Regions from separate parts of the Homo sapiens genome. Here region 2 is linked to region 1. A link is a loop called in an ENCODE intact Hi-C map of the cell type or tissue named here. Cell type or tissue: B cell. All regions are shown on one strand.

Region 1 (2,500 bases):
CCTTCACATGTGCCCCCAAATCTAAAATAAAAGTCAAAAAAACCCAATAATAAAAATTTAAAAAAGAGGAGAGAACCCTTGATCCAGCCAAAGAAAAACAAAAACAAAACCAAAAACAAAAAACAGGTTGGGGGTGAACTGGTAGAAAAAAAATAAAGAATTGTTGAAGGGCACAAGATGGGAGATGGGTTGGGGGAAAGAAAAGCTCCTATTTCCATATGAATTTGAAGGTTGTATTTGAACTTTTAAAAACCTGAAAGTAGCTAAAAAAAAATCCATCAGTTCTGTTAAGAGTCCTCTTCAAAGGAAAGGAGATTTGGCAGAGGAGATTTGAAGGCAGTGATAAGAGTAAAAATAAAAACCCTTTTCATGTTTTTACCTCTGGTGCTTAAACTGCCCTTGGATTACAGCGCTTTTCTCACTGTAAAGTATTAATACATATGAATCCTGAGCCTCCTGTTAAAACACATGCTCTGATTCAGCAAGTCTAGGGTAGGACCCACAACTTTGCTTTCTAACAAGCTCTGGGTGATGTCCACACTGCTGGTTTATTGACCAAGCTTTCAGTAACATGTAAAGAAATTTGAGTTGCAGTGCCTACTATTGGTTCATCACATTAGGATTTGGAAGTTTTGTCTCCTAAGCCCAGTTTTTGTGCTTGACAGATACTAGCTTGCCCTAGTTACCTCATGGGTTATCGTGAAGCTGAAACTAAACAACATGCCAAGTGCTTTATGAAGTGTGAAGAACAAAGAATAGCAGTATGATCACCATCATGTAAAATAAGATCATAAAAGACAAATGACTTTCTGAAGGACCCAAAGTAAGAGGCAGAACTAGACTCAAAATCTGTAGCATCTGATCCTAAGCAAGTGCTTTGTACTCTAAAGTGTTGCAACTTAAGGCGTTATGAGGAATAGATCACATTTATTTCCATCTTACATTTGTCTCCCTGTCTTAATGCATATATTACATTGAAAATGTACACATTAGGATGATTCAAACCCTTGTATTTCCTTAGAGGGGTAGAGATCACTGCTGCTGTACTGTCCTCTGATGCACTCTAGGAGGCGATCATAACACCCAATATACCTACAGTCTAATAACACCACTGTTAACCAGGTAAGTGTAACGGAGACGGGTGTAAACACCCAATCACATGAGAGAATTTCAGAGATGTGACACAAAAATGTGGGCTAGAATAATCAAGGAAGGCTTTGTGGAAGAAAAGCATGCATTTTGAGGTGTGCTCAAATGAGAAAGGTTTAGGTAGCTTAGAAGAAAGGCAAGGCTGACGCTGAGCAAAATCACAGTGGGATCTCCAATGAATTAGTCGTCCTGCACACAGTGTCAAGGACTATATTTAATACCCAGAAATAATCCTACATGTTAGAACACAGAGGCCAACTCAACTGATTCAGTAGATTAGTTCAATAATTAGAAAGGAGGGAGTCCTGGAATACCAGGGTAAGGACTGTATACTTTATCCTTCATGGGATGGAGGGCCATTTGAAGAATTTTTAGCTTGGCAGAAACAGGAATGAAATTGCGTATTTGAATGGAATGTATTGGAGAGAATATGGAAGGCATGAGAATAAGTAAGTATATCTTTACAATTTATGTTTACAGCAGTGGATCCATTTAATCAAGTGAGATCTTAAAACACCTATCTGTCTGTCTATGGAGAGAGAGGGAGGGAGGGAGGGAGGGAGAGAGGGAAAGAGAGAGAATATGAATATCAATGCGAGTATGTAAGCAGAGCTGTTTTAGGTCAGGGTGTGATGGGGCCCCTAGGCTGAGCTGTCAGGAGTGGAACCCTCAGTTCCGCTTGGTTTCTTTTGAAAGAAGGTCACTGTAATGTGATAAGTATATAAGGATGCAGGAACTAGAAATGAAAGGAAAACTATACAGACATGTTTTATGAAGGAAGGATAGATCATCTGATGGCTCCAATAGCTCCAGAGCCAGGCATTTTGGCTTCTAGTCCAGTGCTCTTCATCTATATCATTCTAACTCTGCCAATTACTATTTGACAAAACATGCCAAGGAGAAAATGCAAAGTCCAATACACTTATTAGTAATTTAGAAACTTCTTAGGCACTTCCTTTTATCTTCCAACACTGAGGTCTTAAAAGAGCATTTAGTCTAAAAATCTAGTCCCATATCCATTCTTTAATCTTATCTCTAAGCAATTAATTGATTGGAAATAAATTATTCTTCAAAGTTGCAGACTTCCTGTTGTTGTTCCAAAGCCTTTCATAGTGATCTAATACTTGTATTTTAACAATGTCATCACAAGATCTGAGTCACAAAAGAGATTACATTGGGCACAAATAAGTGGCCCAGGATAGGAGGTGTTAATTTATTTTCACATAGAATATAGAGATGGCCTACAGTAAGATTGAAAACTATGATAATAATAACCAGCATATTTATAAACATACATAAAGACACCTATTCAATGAAAGAAGACCTGTTGTTATATGTTCAGAAAAGCATA
Region 2 (2,500 bases), 110 kb after region 1:
TAAAAATAATTGAATATTTTAGAATGACTTGAGACACATTTAATATGTTAAGTAAAAACAACAGGATGCAAGTATCTCATATTTTTAAAAAAGGCAATTGCAACTTTTACATGCAAATCTCACACACACAAACCCCCCAAAACAATTACTAAACTATGATTCACCAAAATACTAACAGTGGTTATCTCTAATTAGTCAAATAATTTAATATTCTTGATATTTTTCAAATTATAATATGCAAGAATATAATTTAATATTGACATTTTTCAAATTATAATATGCACATACTACCTATATAATCAGAAGATTTAAAAAGAGTAATTGTAACTTACTTAAGAATGTTTTCCCATGTTTGACTGTCATAAAATGCATGGCTCCAACTCATTTTTACTGTTCCAACAATGACATTTTGTGAAAATACATCTGATCCTAATTTTCGATAAAGTTCCTCACATTCATCCAAGGGCATATGAAACAACCCCAACATGAAAGCTAATATGGCACCTGGAAAAAAGAATCCTTAGCTTTTATCAGTGTTAAGTTATAGCCCTTATGATGTAAGATTTCCTGAATCATAGTTTTGGCTTAAATTTTAGCGTTGATACTTTCTAGCTATGTCACCTGGGACAAATGACTTTCCTTCTCAGAGCCCCATTTGTTTCAGGGGTAAAATGGGAGTAATAAGAACAACCAAAATTCATGTGTCTTACTGGGTTAACAAATGTAAAGGGATTTACCAGGTCTCAAAAAGGATTAAATAAATGCTACCCCCAATAATGATAATAATAATAATTTAAAAATATTTACAAATGTGTTGTTTTACATTAAATTATATATAAGATACTATGGTAGATAATTCACGTTCTTTCTAACATCAATGAATTACTTAGTTTTAGTCACAGAATATGGTATATTTGACAACTCACCAAATCACTAAGCAATTCTCCTTCAAGTTAGTCCTAGGAACCAATGTAATTAAACATATTAGGTACTCTTGGATGTCCTTTTAAACAGCTGATTCCATATCTAGCTATAATAGGTAGGACACACTGCCACCTAGTGTGCCTAACTGGCATAACCATGAACAAAAGACAAAAAAGGAAGTACAAAATTTTGGGGTATGGAGAGAGGGCTGAAGAAGGCAAAGGACTATGATCTTAAACATAAGTGCTTAATGTTCTTTTCCTTAATGTACTGCCAGAATGCACCACTTCCATATAATAATAATTACCTGTGCTTACACCACAAATGTAATCAAAGAGCTGATGAACTGGCTTCTGAGTAAGTTCAACTAATTTTCGTAGGGTCTGGAGAGCAACCACGCCCCTACAGAAAAGATTAAAGACAAAATGACAATTCCTGTTTAAAGAAAAAATAATTTAAGCTGTTGAATAAAACAATCTAATAATTGCTTTTAGAGTTTATATGCTAACATGAAAATTAATAATATAAATCAAAATCAGTAAAAATTGCCTGTCCAAATTTTTAGTATTACTTTTGAAAATCTAATATCTAAATGATAAAAAAACCTACACTAAGGCAGCACATTTTAAAATTTATATTAGTATCTCTCTCTTGTTTTTTCACTGAACCCATCCTTCTGCAGAACAGTATCTCTTTAAGAATAAATCTGGCCAGGCAGTGGCTCATTCTTGTAATCCCAGCGCTTTGGGAGGTTGAGGTAAGAGGATCACTTGAGGCCAGGAGTTCAAGACCAGCTGAACAATATAGCGAGATCCCATTTCTACAGAAAAAAAAAAAAAAAGTAAAAAGAAGAAGAAATCCACTCAAATACACTTCTTAAGAATGCCAAAAACCAACAAACAACTAAATAAGAATACAAAGATATGCCAATATAAAATTGAAAAAAAAAACAAAAAACAAAAAAAAAAACAAAAAAAACTGGAAAACACTTAAAAACTCACTCACTGGTTTTGGAATGCCATACCTTGGTTTCCTCTCTTACTAACATAGTTGGTCACCTATGACTCTATACATTTTTGTCTTACATATTTCACCAGATTTTTTTTTTTGAGATGGAGTCTCACTCTGTTGCCCAGGCTGGAGTGCAGTGGCTCACTGGGCTCACTGCAACCTCCGCCTCCTGGGTTCATGCCATTCTCCTGCCTCAGCCTCCCGAGTAGCTGGGACTACAGGAGCCTGCCACCATGCCTGGCTAATTTTTTTTTTTTTTTGTATTTTTAGTAGAGACAGGGTTTCACCATGTTAGCCAGGATGGTCTCGATCTCCTGACCTCATGATCCACCCGCCTCAGCCTCCCAAAGTGCTAAGATTACAGGTGTGAGCCACTGCACCCGGCCACCAGTCAGATTTTTAAGCTCCCTTTTCTTTATTCATTTTTAAAAACTCTCAATAACTTCAGGTTAACCCTCTATATTAATGGTATATTAATTAATGTTGCTGACTTTGCTCATTTCTGAATCCTTGCCAACAGCAGTTAATAGCTTCATGAAGGAATGCGAAACGATGAAAAAGCTTA

The links. Peaks named below come from ENCODE experiments on the same cell type or tissue, not always from the same donor. Only the 100,000 strongest peaks of a DNase experiment are listed, where the experiment ranks them.
Region 2: a loop joins it to region 1, with 14 times the contacts of the local background. A loop is called at or near these places in 4 of 110 quality-filtered maps.

Annotation. Positions count from the first base shown.
Region 1 is chr7:108,384,218-108,386,717 of GRCh38, forward strand. The region is part of intron 2 of NRCAM (neuronal cell adhesion molecule); the gene reads right to left. Among named protein-coding and RNA genes, the nearest start is that of NRCAM, 71 kb to the right of the region's middle. In B cell, a CTCF peak has its summit at 1,040; a DNase peak (open chromatin) is centred at 1,074.
Region 2 is chr7:108,496,252-108,498,751 of GRCh38, forward strand. PNPLA8 (patatin like domain 8, phospholipase A2) reads right to left here. Exons shown (of 11, transcript NM_001256007.3): 6 at 1,232-1,326; 7 at 333-504. Among named protein-coding and RNA genes, the nearest start is that of PNPLA8, 29 kb to the right of the region's middle. In B cell, CTCF peaks have their summits at 1,063 (motif pointing left) and 1,263; a DNase peak (open chromatin) is centred at 1,060.